Linked DNA regions of Homo sapiens: region 1 is linked to region 2. A link is a contact called in ENCODE POLR2A ChIA-PET data. All regions are on one chromosome and are shown on one strand. The core of a region is the stretch at or near the end of the contact, and the rest is flanking DNA. Distances in the headings are between cores, read along the strand shown.

Evidence for each region. ChIA-PET counts read pairs that join two places held with the same protein, here RNA polymerase II (POLR2A).
Region 1: POLR2A ChIA-PET joins it to region 2 with 12 read pairs in MCF 10A. The contact joins two enhancer-like sites. POLR2A ChIA-PET finds 5 or more read pairs at or near these places in 7 of 52 experiments (H1, MCF 10A, OCI-LY7 and 3 more).

What each region holds. Positions count from the first base shown.
Region 1 is chr16:68,665,718-68,672,693 of GRCh38, forward strand. The region is part of intron 2 of CDH3 (cadherin 3); the gene reads left to right. Among named protein-coding and RNA genes, the nearest start is that of CDH3-AS1, 23 kb to the left of the region's middle. Within about 2 kb of position 2,499, at least 3 of the 41 ENCODE cell types and tissues checked have a DNase peak (open chromatin) inside an H3K27ac peak, as active enhancers do.
Region 2 is chr16:68,702,788-68,709,351 of GRCh38, forward strand. It overlaps a transcript of CDH3 not described here. Among named protein-coding and RNA genes, the nearest start is that of CDH1, 31 kb to the right of the region's middle. RefSeq lists enhancers at 579-1,079, 4,245-4,802, 5,007-5,151, silencers at 1,559-1,853, 4,639-4,933 and a cis regulatory region at 5,079. Within about 2 kb of position 4,649, at least 9 of the 41 ENCODE cell types and tissues checked have a DNase peak (open chromatin) inside an H3K27ac peak, as active enhancers do.

The DNA.
Region 1 (6,976 bases), core at 1,249-3,748, 39 kb before region 2:
CATGCTGAGTCAGCCGCGTTCCAAACTCTCAGAGTGCCTAGTTTGGGTTTCACTCTGGGAGGGAAGACTCACCTCCTAAGGGTTATGAGGAACTTGATGAACACAGCAGAGCTTTCGTCAGCCAAAACTCCCCTGGAACTGCTTTCTCCACCCTCAACGACATGGGGTTGCCATATAATTTTTCTAGTCGGGGGAAAAACTCACATCAAATTCTGATTGAAAATCAAATACATGTTTACTGTGGAAAAACTGGAAGGCAAAATGGGGGCCTACCACCCATACGGGACCTTTGTCTTTTCAAAGGAATATTTGAAATCAATCATCCATTTCCCAATCTTTCCACCTGAGTCTTTGTTGAGGGTATCTGATCTGAGGCAGAGGGCCCGAGTCTGAATGATTTCACCACTCACTCTCCAGGCTTGCCTCCCCAGTATCCCAGCTTCCTCTTCTGCTTGGCTGGGTCAGAGAAGGGCTGCAAGCTGAGGCCCTCACACACCCCGTCAGCCCTATCTGTGAGAAGATCCAGGTCCAGGGGGCCTGTGTATAGATGGGTGCCATCCGCCAGGTGTAACTGCACTCCACCTGGGTTCTGTTGCCCTCCAAGAGCTGCTCTGCTTACAGCTCTGGGGAAAAAGGCCTGGACACCCAATAGGTGCACCCAGGGCTCTGGCAGGCCCTTGCAGAGCTGCCCCAAGCTTGCTAGGCAAGGGCAATGGGCCTCCCAGCATGCCCAGGGGTGGGTCCCAAGTGAATCCAGGAGCCCCAAGGCCTCTTGGGATCCCAGCATGTGCAGCCTCTTCCCCCCACCCCACTTTGCTGCCCTATGACCTCTCCCGTGGGTCTCCTCAAAACGGGTCTGGCTCACTGGCCACCATCTTGGTTTTCTTGTGCGTGGAAAATACTTGGTGACGGAGAGAGGCAGACCACAGCCTTGGCACCAGGGCTCAGCCCCTCTCTCTCTCTTCTTTTTGGTACAAGAATAAAACTATAAATATTTTATATAATAATTGTCAGCCTTATGCTATAAATGGCTTTATGACCTGCTTTTTTCCCCCCTCTGCAAAATACTTTTTCCTGGGTAGGTTTTCTTTTATAGTATTTAAGGCTGTAGATTAGGCATTTGGGTGACTGTGGCACAGCATAATTAACTGTTCTGTTGAGAGTTAGGTTGTTGAGACCTTTTTTTGCTTTTTTTCCCTATTAAGCAAGTCACGAACATCCTGGCAGGTATGGTTTTGTCACATCTGGGATGGTATCTTGGCACAATTCCTGGGTCAATGGGCTTGTTTAAGGCATTTTAATTTGCCAGAAAGGTTGTGCCAGTTAATATTCCCCCACCCCTAGCAATATATAGCAGCACCCGGTTCCCAACTGTGACACAGCACTTGCCCTTTTAATTTGTATTTCTTAGTTGGTGAACTTTTTTCTATATGTAGTTTTACTTAGGAAAAATGCCAGAATCTTTCTTCAAGTCACTTCCACCTACTTTTCCCCGGTGCCCTCTTATCCCAATCCCTTAACAGAAGGTAGTGATAGCTATAAGGACAAATTTGTTTGTTTTGTGAGCTAGGTATGTCCCTAAAGCAAGCTAGAATAGAAATTTCCTAGGCAATCTCTTCCCCCAACTCCCCAGGCTGCCTTTTGGCCACAATATGTTTAAGATGATGTTTTCCTTTTCCTCTAGTCAAAATACCCAGAGATCAGTAGGGAAATTGGTGGAGAGTGATCACTTGATGGACATTTTGTCTACGGAAAGATGGGTGGTTTTATTTTGCCAGAACATCCAGTAATGTTGGACATCAGGACCAGATAGCACCTCCAGGAAGAGACAAGCTCCTGACCTTCAAGGGTATTCCCTTGGGAGTATGGAGGTGTCTAGGCAAATTCCAACCTAAAAGCAGGCCTGGAACATAAGAGGAATGAGTTCTTAGCCCAGCATCCATCAATTCTTATAAGTCTATTTAAAAAGCTTTCTTTTCCCAATAGCTCTAGTACCCCAGGGACCAAACTCTTCTTGCCCAAGTTTTATTAGTGGCGCCAGTTCAGGACCCGAGGCCAGGCTTGGCAGGATGATCTTTAGAGAGGAGCTTTGAACATAGGCCAGAGACTCCTGGTTTCCATTGGATGTCTTCTATCGAGTGCAGATACATAGAGCTCTGGCTTTTTTGTTGTTAATTTCTCTTTTTATTTATTTTTACCTATAATGTGTCCTATGATATTAATTGTTAATTTCTCTAGAAGCAGCCTCAGGTTACTGATTCCCTTTTTCCCTTCCCCGACAGTATTTTAGGGAATGTACATTTAGGCTCAGTGCTAAAAGCTGTCCATTTATATTGGTAGAGCAGGCACCTCTTCATCAGGTTCATTGACCTTGTAATTCAGAATCCTTGTGGGAGAAACTGAGGCTAATGCGGTCAAATGACTGTCTGAAGCCCTGGATGGGTGTGGAAGAAAGAGCTATGTTTAGGCTTTCATTTTCCAGCCTTAAATTCTGAACTATTGCCCCATGTGCTCATCATCAAGTTGCCCCAGAAAGAGTTTGATGCAAGCCCATTCATGCCCCCGTGATTTGGCCAAGATGTGTGGCCTTGTGGAACCATGCTGCAGTTAGGAACAGGAGTCAGTTTACTTCGCTGACTATTAAAAGATGGGGTAAAGGAGGGATGAGTGATGATGAGACCTGGTTTCGTATCAGTTTCATTATGAAACTAGTGATACAAGCCAGTGGTGCCAGGAAGCATCTGGGAGGAAATTGTAATGATCTGCCCCAGGGCTTACCATTTACTATGTCTTGACTCATAGCTTGCAGAGAAGACTACTCATGTTCCTACATGTGCCTAGCAAGTTTCCCTAGAAAGGCCAGCTTTTTCATGAAATCTCCGTCTTCTGCTTCCTCTGGTAAACCACAGAGGACCCCTACAAAACAGCCCTCTCCAAATGCAGACTGAGCCAGTTCCCTATTGTGCCCTCTGGTCCCATGTGTCACCATCTTTGATCAGCTTCATCCGTTGAGTAAAGCATACAGCTGTAGCTAACTTCTTCCCACTTTGAGAGAGAATTTTTCGATGGTATACATAGAAAGAGGCCAGGATGTGGATGTCAGAAGCCTAGGTTAATTGTAAGTAGTCTAAGGTACCTTTTTATTGAGAGCTTACCTTACTTACTCTGGGCCAGGCACAGTATTCAGTGCTGTTTGAACACTATCCCATTTAATCTTCCTAATAACCTGATGAGGTAGGTATTGTTTCATTTTCCAGATGAGGAAACTGAGCTTCTATATAATCATACAATTTGCCCAATCATGTGATAGATAAGTGACATTATAGGGATTGGAATCCAAGTCTTCTGGACTCCAAATTTCGTATTCTTCATTATTTCCCTGCCTTCAGGATTTGAAACCTGATCTTGCTGCTTCCTGGGGCAGTTCAACCCCTGGCAGCCTCTTGTTTCCTGAGTTGTCAGATTGGGAGAAGTAATACCACATTGCAGGTTATTTTGTGAGGATTTGGGTAGGAAAACACTTAGCTGGGTATCCTGAGCAGAGTGGGTGTTTGAAGCTTATTCCTATCAGTCTGGACCATTGCCCCTTGGTTGTGCTCTGTACCCAACTCAAAGCAGTTTAGAGCTGATGGGGCCAGCTCCTCAGATGTATCTGGAATATGCACCCTGAGTGGGAGGCACATACACCTATAATACATGACCGTTGGCTTCCCCTTGATTATTGACACTGTCCCTTCTACAAATAGATGCACAGCCCAGATACTGTGCTACAAATATGTGGAACCATGTAACAGTGGAAATATGCCAGAAGACAGGGTAGTAGAGTGAGTTGTACACTCTAGTGGGAAGCAGATTTTGTAGACAGCGGGAAGAGGATTTCTAGCTCCTGGTGGGGTGGCGGGGGGGGTGGGCGGTAGCAGCTCTCAGAGTTTTGGGGATTAAGTCTTCTGAGTAGTAGGGGAGTCAATCCATTAGCCTCCTTCTGGGTTACCTGGTGGGAGAGGATTGGAGTCATTGAGTCTCTCCTTAAAGGAAATAATTGACAGAATTGTCTGGTTAGCCCTTTACTGGCTAAAGATCTTCCCTTAGGAAGAGGGCTGTTTTAGGATTGAGAAAAGTGGCCAGGCACAGTGGCTCATGCCTGTAATCCCAGCACCCTGGGAGGCCAAGGTGGGAGGGTCACTTGTGCCCAGGAGTTCTAGACCAGCCTGGGAAACAGCAAGACCCTGTATCTACCAAAAAAATAAAAGTGACCTTTAGTCACTCACTTTGGGAGGCCAAGGTGGGTGGATCACTTGAGTTTGAGACCAGCCTGACCAACATAGTGAAACCCTGTCTCTACTAAAAATACAAAAAATTAGCCGGGCCTGGTGGCGGGCGCCTGTAGTCCCAGCTACTCGGGAGGCTGAGGCAGGAGAATGACGTGAACCTAGAAGGCGGAGCTTGCAGTGAGCCGAGATTGCGCCACTGCACTCCAGCCTGGGCAACAGAGCAAGACTCTGTCTCAAAAAAAAAAAAAAAAAAAAAGAACATCATTAGTACTTAAGTAGTTCTTGAATGAATGCTGCATTGACGAACCTGGCTTTAGAACCTGACCACCCTGGGTTCTCATTCTAATTCCAAGCTGTTCGACCTTTGGCTAGTCATCTCACCGCCACCACCCCTCACCCCCAGCCCTAGTTTCCTCATGTGGTAAATGGTGGGTAATGGTCTGTAAGGTTCTGGGGGTCTACACATTCCCGGTTGGGGTTTATTTTTCTTGAAATGGTTTTGCTCTGTCTCCAGCTGGGGTGCAGTGGCAAGAGCATGGATCCCTGTAACCTCGACCTCCTGGGCTCAAGGTATCTTCCCACCTCAGTTACCTAAGCAGCTGGGACTACATCATGGTTTGGAGTTTCAACTTGTACGTTACTCATGATGGTTCTGTGAAGTGTAATATCCATCTTCCAAATGAGAAAGCATAAATACCTAATAAGTTAATTCAAGTTCTACATCAGCAGTGATATTTCCAATTAATGGATTCTTGAGGGACTTTCACAGGGTCTTCAGCCCAGCTTTAAATAATACTGAATCAGCCTGGCACAGTGGCTCATGCCTGTAATCCCAGCACTTTGGGAGGCCAAAGCGGGTGGATCGCTTGAGGCCAGGAGTTCGAGACCACCCTGGCCAACATGGTGAAACCCTGTCTCTACTAAGAATACAAAAATTAGCTGGGCGTGGTGGTGCACTCCTGTAGTCCCAGCTACTCAAGAGGCTGAGGCAAGAGAATCGCTTGAGCCCGGGAGGTGGAGGTTGCAGTAAGCTGAGATTACACCACTGCACTCCAGCCTGAGTAACAGAGCGAGACTGTGTCTCAAAAAAACAAAAACAAAAAAGTAGTACATAAATATTATCTATTAATAGTAATTTAGAAGGGGAGGGATTTTAGATTGATGTACTTTTTTTTTTTTTTTTTAAGAGACAGGGTCTAGCTATATTGGCCAGGCTGGACTCAAACTCCTGGGCTCAAGCAATCTGCCCACCTCAGCCTCCCAAGTAGCTGGTACTACAGGTGCCTGCCACCATGCCCAGCTGAGATTTGATGCCCACTTGCTAGGTTTGCCATAACAAAGTGCCAGGTACTGGGGTGGCTTAAATAACAGAAATTTATTTTCTTATAGTTCTGGCTTGTAGATGGACAACTTCTCCCTGTGGCTTCACATAGTCTTCCCTCTGTAACTACCTGTGTCCAAACCAAACTTCTTCCTCTTCTAAAGATACCAGTCATGCTGGATTAGGGCCTAGCCTAATGAGTTCATTTTACCTTTTTTTTTTTTTTTTTTTGAGATGGATCTTGCTCTGTTGTCCAGGCTGGAGTGAGGTGGTGCGATCTCGGCTTACTGCAACCTCTGTCTCCTGGGTTCAAGCGATTCTCCTGCCTCAGCCTCCCGGGTAGCTGGGACTACAGGCGCAGGCCACCATGCCCAGCTAATTTCTGTATTTTTAGTAGAGACGGGATTTTACTATGTTGGCCAGGCTGATCTCAAACTCCTGACCTCAGGTGATCCGCCCATCTTGCCCTCCGAAAGTCCTGGGATTACAGGCGTGAGATACCATGCCTGGCTGACTTCATTTTACCTTAATTACCTCTTTAAGGTCCCTGTCTTCACATTTAATGGCCATTTTAGGTACCAGTGGTTAGGACTTCAACATAAGAATTTTGGAGGGACACAACTCGTGTTAAGGGAAAACTTGGACCTGCAGAAAAATTGAGAAAATAAGTTGCCAACAGGTAGTCATGGCCAAATGGTTATTGCAGTGAACTTGAAAATAAGTTTCTGTAAAATTAGCCGGGCGAGGTGGCGGGCGCCTGTAGTCCCAGCTACTCGGGAGGCTGAGGCAGGAGAATGGCGTGAACCCCAGGGGGCGGAGCCTGCAGTGAGCCGAGATTGCGCCACTGCACTCCAGCCTGGGCGACAGCGAGACTCCGTCTCAAAAAAAAAAAAAATAAATAAATAAAAAATAAAAAAAAAAGAAAATAAGTTTCTGATGACCTTCATCATTGGGAAAGGTCATTTCAGTCATTTTTCTGTGCATAGTTACATGTATTATATAGTAGTTCTGCATTCTTATTTTGTTTTACTATCATAGTATAAGAACTTCCCTATATAAAGTGTTATATTGCATAGCTGGATAAATAACCTATGGAGTAAGTGCCCCCATAGATTATTTGACTTTTGCCCTATATTGAAGATGATTTAACCTTTGCCACATTATCGTTCCTGGTCCTTCTAGCACTAAGGCAAAGCACTCATCTTCTGAGGACAGAAGATGAGTCTACAAAGCTGTGTGCTGGCAATAAAGGGCAGGGCCACCTGGGGATCGTGTGGCCCCTGGGACCCTCTGGAACTGAATCAGGCCCAGATCTCCTTTCCCCTTCCTCCCACTGGCCAAGCACGTCACAGCCCAGCACTCCTCGGCGGGGATGTCGTCAAGG
Region 2 (6,564 bases), core at 3,399-5,898:
CCAGGAAGCAGAGGTTTCAGTGAGCCGAGATCACGCCATTGCACTCTAGCCTGGGCAACAGAGCATGACTCCATCTCAAAAAAAAAAAGTGGAGGCTTACTGGAAGAAGGGGTCAGGGGTACCCAGAGAGCCTTCTCTCTAGCCTCATCCTCCCAGCTTGTATTCTTATGAACCCCCAAATCCAGAGCATTTTGAAAAGTGCCCCAATCCCTCCCTGACATTTTACAGATGGAAAAAGAGGCTCAAAAGATGGCACTCCCTATGGCCCCTCCAGTGGGGACAGAGATGGGCCAGCGGCCAGGCCTCACTTCATACCATGCCTTTTCCCTCGTCACTGACCCAACGATCTTTTTTTCTTCCCAAAGGGACTAAAGGGGCTACAGATAGGCCCTGTCCCCACAGTGCGCTTTCCCAGTCCCTAGAGAGGCCTGAGGAGGGTGGCATGCTCTCATTCCTAGACAGTTGGTGAGGAGCTGGGGCCCCGAATTCCCGGCCCCCCATTTCTAGGCATGGACCTCACTCACTCACTTCCGGGCCCACAAAGGGACTCAGGGAGAAGACCCAGCCCGGGGACTGCTGGGGGGTGGCCACTCAGGAAAGGGCCCTGAGGCGATGGGCCTGCCATTGAAAGTGTGGGAGCAGTCACCCTGGGAAGCCCCTTTTACAGCCCACACCCTGTGTGTCCAGTTCGAAGCTTGCTGGAGAGCTCCAGGGAACGACTCCCTCCAGGCTAAAGGCAGAACCCACCTTCTGGCCTCCCGTTAAAACAATCCCCCCAGCAGAGTACAAGTTCAAATCCCGGCACTTCTAGGCATGAGGCCCTGGACAAACCACATAACCTCTCTGTCTCCGTTTTCTCATCTAAAATGGGGGAGTAGGCTGGGCATGGTGGCTCACACCTGTAATCCCAGCACTTTGGGAGGCCGAGGCGGGTGGAACACCTGAGGTCAGGAGTTTGAGACCACCCTGCCCAACATGGCGAAACCCCATCTCTACTAAAAATTTAAAAATTAGCTGGGCATGGTGGTGCGTGCCTGTAATCCCAGCTACTTGGGAGGCTGAGGCAGGAGAATCTCTTGAACCTGGGAGGCAGAGGTTGCAGTGAGCCGAGATCGTGCCACTGCACTCCAGCCTAGGCAACAGAGCGAGACTCCGTCTCAAATAATAATAATCATAATTAATAAATAATAAAATGGGCGAGTAAAAGAGTTAATATTGGCCGGGCGCGGTGGCTCACGCTTGTAATCCCAGCAATTTGGGAGGCCGAGGCGGGCGGATCACGAGGTCAGGAGATCGAGACCATCCTGGCTAACACGGTGAAACCCCGTCTCTACTAAAAATACAAAAAAATTAGCCGGGCGTGGTGGCGGGCGCCTGTAGTCCCAGCTACTCAGGAGGCTGAGGCAGGAGAATGGCGTGAACCCGGGAGGCAGAGCTTGCAGTGAGCCGAGATTGCGCCACTGCACTCCCGCCTGGGCCACAGAGCGAGACTTCGTCTCAAAAAAAAAAAAAAAGGGTTAATATCTGTAAGGGCTTGGAAGGGTGCCTGGCGCACAGGATACTGTGTGTTGTCACTACTGTTGTGGTAGTGTAGGGACTCACAAGGCCTGCTAGCGCTCCCTTGGTGGAAACTGCACTTCCCAGCAGGAGGAATTCCCTGAGATTCCCCAACCTGCAGGGAGTGCCTGTGTCAGGTATGATTTCCCTGAAGGCTCTTTCCCCACGCCCAGCAGAGGGCACCATTCACTCAAACCACCACCACAGCGCATAGAACTCCCAGCCCAAGCGCCAGGTCTGCAGGGAGGGAGGGAGAGAGGAAGGGAACAGTGGCACTGGCTGCCACATGCCACACAGGGAGTCAGCTGGGTGGCCGGAACGGCCTTGGACACTGATGAAGACAGTCAATATGGAGTCAGTTACATGTTCTCCCGCCTCACAACCCTGGGGAGAGTTTCGATGGTTCCCTTTTATTTAAAGGAAATTGCAGCCAGGCGTGATGGCTCACACCTGTAATCCCAGCACTTTGGAAGGCCAAGGTGGGAAAAATCATTTGAGCCCAGGAGTTCCAGACCAGCCTGGGCAACATAGTGAGACCCCATCTCTATTAAAAAACAATTTTTTTTGATTCATCTGAGTGTGGTGACACACACCTGTGGTCCCAGCTACTCGGGAGGCTGAGGAGGAGGATCCCTTGAGCCTAGGAGGTCAAGGCTGCAGTGAGCCGTGATTACACCACTGCACTCCAGCCTGGGTGACAGAACAAGACCCTGCCTCAAAAAAAACGAAAAAATGAGAGAGAGGTTAATGGCCACATACGATCAGGAAGCAGCAGAGACAGTTTTGGGGTCTAGATCTCCTTGATTGCCAGGTGGGCTCTTTTTACAATTAAGGATATAAACTCCAGTTGCAGATGGGGCCGTGGGGCAGGCAGGCCGTAGAAGGTGCCCTTCAGGTAATGCTTATGGCTTCCTGCAAGGTGGAGTTGGCCTCACTGACTCTGAGACTCTGTAGCCCTGAAGCACAAAAGCCACAGCATTCCCAGCCACTTCTGGGGTCCCCTTGAGTATGTGGCATCATCTAAGGCTTTTTTATTCATTCGTTTAACAACTTCATTGAGCACCTGTTCTGTGCAAGACACTGGTTTTTTTTTGGAGATACAGTCTCGCTCTATCCCCCAGGCTGGAGTGCAGTGACGCGATCTTGGCTCACTGCAAACCTCCACCTCCCGAGTTCAAGTGATCCTCCTGCCTCAGCCTCCCGAGTAGCTGGGATTACAGGCGCATGCCACCATGCCTGGCTAACTTTTGTATTTTTAGTAGAGACGGAGTTTCACTATGTTGGCCAGGTTGGTCTTGAATTCCTGACCTCAGGTGATCCACCTGCCTCGGCCTCCCAAACTGCTGGGATTACAGGCGTGAGCCGCCGTGCCCAGCCCCAAGACACTGTTCTTGGTGCTAGGGTTATAGCAATGCAGAAAACAGTAAAAAAGCCCAGTGAGCCGGGCGCGGTGGCTCACGCCTGTAATCCCAGCACTTTGGGAGGCCAAGGCAGGTGGATCACGAGGTCAAGAGATCGAGACCATTCTGGCCAACACGGTGAAACCCCATCTCTACTAAAAATACAAAACATTAGCGCGGCGTGGTGGCACGTGCCTGTAGTCCCAGCTACTCGGGAGGCTGAGGCAGGAGAATGGCATGAACCTGGGAGGCAGAGCTTGCAGTGAGCCGAGATCATGCCACTGCACTCCAGCCTGGGGAACAGAGCAAGACTCCGTCTCAAAAAAAAAAAAAAAAAAAGAGCCCAGCACTAACATGGGGGCTGCAGGTAGATATATGTGTAGGGCCCACATACCAAATGTGTCAAGATCGACATCACAAACTCCTAAGTAAAAGATACTCTATCTTTCTACTTGGACAGGTGTATCCTCACAGTGATTGGGAGAGCCAGATTTAAATCTGAATTCACAGACACCTAGAATACTGGGCTAGAGTGTGCCTCCGTGGGGAGGGTGAGTCCCAGCCCAGGAGCAGCGGCCAGTGCCCTGCTCTACCCAGCCCAAGCACCATCCAGCACCACCAGGCTCCTTGTGTGGCACCCCAACCCATGTGTCCCAGCTCCCTCCACTGTCCCCCAGCACAGCATTCCATTGACCACCCCATGGGCCTTGGAGTACACACCTGGGCTGTGCTGGCTGCCTGGGGACAGAACTGGGGAAGGCCTGAGGGACAAAGATGCTGGTTCTAGTAGTCACATTTCCTTTTTTTTTTTTTTTTTTTTTTTTTTGAGACAGAGTCTCACTCTGTTGCCTAGGCTGGAGTGCAGTGGTGTAATCTTGGCTCACAGCAATCTCCGCCTCCCAGGTTCAAGCGATTCTCGTGCCTCAGCCTCCTGAGTAGCTGGGACTACAGGTGCACAACACCACACCCAGCTAATCTTTGTATTTTTTGGTAGAGATAGGATTTCGCCATGTTGGTCAGGCTGGTCTCGAACTCTTGACCTCAAATGATCCGCCTGCCTCAGCCTCACAAAGTTCTGGGATTACAGGCGTGAGCCACTGTGCCCGGCCAGTAGTCACATTTCCTTAGCTCTATGAGGAGGGGCAGAAGGGCAGGGTAGAGGCCCTTGCTGCCCAGTCTAAGGGAGTTTTCAATGAGAAACAGTCCATAAACAAGACAAATCAGTAAAATACGTGGTCTAGTAAAAGTGAAGCATGGAGGAAAATGGAGCTGGGATGGGGCCTAGGGAGGAAGGGCCTGGGGGTAGGGCTCAGTTCTAGGAGCCAGGGAAGGCACTGCTGGGAAGGTGGCATTTGGACAAAGACTGGAGGCTATCAGGGAGCAAGTATGCAGTGTCCTGTCTACATAAAAGGAATGGCAAGGGCTAAGGGTTTAGCAGGTTTCAGCAGGGTTTAGCAGGGAGGCCAGTGTGGCTGGAGCAGAGGGACGGGTTGAGATGGGTCGAGAGTGTGTGCAGAGATGAGGTTGGACAGGTAAGGAGCGGGGGGCCAAGGCGCCCAGTCCTGGGTGTCCTCCTTCACGCCTGGGCTGGAGGCTGAGTTCAGGGCAAGGCCCAGTCCCAGGAGCCCTGAAAAAGGCCTGACTCAGCTCCATCCCGGGGCTGGCAGAACCTGGTTCCTCCTCTGCTGTATCCTCAGTCCCTGAGGATGCGGCAGGGCCTGTCGGGGCCTGTGGGCAGCTGCAGAGCTGGCAGGCGGGAGCTAGGAGATTCCTCTCTCGGGGAACCGGGGAGCCTGTCTGAGAGCGCCCTGTAGTCTGGTAGGGCGGTGGCTAAGACAGCAGCCCCTAAAGGCTGCAGATGTGGGAGTGACTCACCACCCTGGCCTCTCAGTGGGCTGAAAGGAGACCCCTAGGAGGCGATGGTGGAAAAGCACTCAGTGTTTAGCGCTGAGCCTGCAGTGCAGTTGGGGATCGCCAGGTGGTCACTGCCAGCCTTGTCCTCGCTTGGTATTAGGCCCTCTCCAAGTTAGAGGTGGGGTGGGAAGCCACCCCTGCATTCCCTGTACCCACTGCCCAGCAAGCGGCAGGGGTGTGGCGGGCCGGGGAGGAATCTGAGAGGGGCGGGGCGGGTCAGGAATGCCTGGGCTCCGTTCCAACTTCTGTCCCCACTGTTGTCCATCCGGTAAACCACGGCCAGCCCACAGCTGACAGGGCAGGGCGCTGAGACCTCTGTGTGTCCTCCAGGAACCTGACGACCCAGGCACTCCAGGAAGACGATGCCCACTAATTACAAGAATGATAGACTGGGCGCAGTGACTCAAGACTGTAATCTCAGCAGTTTGGGAGGCCGAGGCGGGCCGGTCACTTGAGGCCAGGAGTTCAAAACCAGCCTGGCCAACAAGGTGAAAACCCATGTCTACTAAAAATACAAAAGATAGTGGGGCATGGTAGAGGGCGCCTGTAACCCTAGCTACTCCGGAGGCTGAAGCAGGAGAATCCTTGAACCTGGGAGGTGGAGGTTGCAGCAAGTCGAGATCCCACCACTGCAGTCCAGCCTGGGTGACGAGCAAAATTCCATCTCAAAAAAAAAAAAAAGATAATTAGTAGGACTTGAACAAATTAAGCAGTTACCATGTGCCAGGTAAAACGCTGAAGTTTCACTCCAAATCAAACCACGTTTCCTCAGAGCCTCTGCACTTGCTGTGCCCTCTGCCTGGCATGCCATTCCCCTAGATTTCTCTCGGCTCCCTCACGTCCTTCAGGCATCACCCACATGTCAGCCTGTCAGAGATGCCAGCCCTGAAGGGGACTGCATCCTCCTTAGAATTGCAGCCCTGCACCCCCCAATGCTTTATCTTTTCTGTCTTTCTTTCTTTTCTTTTCTTTCTTTCTTTTTCTTTTTTTTTTTCTTTTTTTTGAGACCGAGTCTCGCTCTGTCGCCCAGGCTGGAGTACAGCGGCATGATCTCAGCTCACTGAAACCTCCACCTCCCGGGTTCAGGCGATTCTCCTGCCTCAGCCTCCTGAGTAGCTGGGATTACAGGCACCTGCCACCACACCTGGCTAATTTTTGTATTTTAGTAGAGACGGGGTTTTACCATGTTGGTTAGGCTGATCTCAATCTCCTGACCTCAGGTGATCCACCCACCTCGGCCTCCCAAAGTGCTGGGATTACAGGTGTGAGCTACCATGCTGGCAGATTTTTGTATTTTTTAATTAGGTACTGGGTTTCACTATGTTGACCAGACTGGTCTCAAACTCCTGAACTCAGGTGATCTGCCCACCTCAGCCTCCCAAAGTGCTGGGAGTACAGGTGTGAGCCACTGCACCCAGCCTATTTGTTGTTTTTCTGGGACAAGGTCTCACTCCATCTACTAGGCTGAGTGCAGTGGTATAATCACAGTTCACTGCAGCCTTGACCTCCTGGATTCAAGCAATCCTCCCACCTCAGCCTGCTGAATAGCTGGGACTACAGGTGTGTACCACCACCCCCAGCTGATTTTTTGTTTTTGGTAAGGAAGGGGTCTCACTGTGTTGCCCAGGCTGGTCTCGATCTGGCTTCAAGCCATCCTCCCTCCTGGGCCTCCCAAAGTGTTGGGATTACAGGC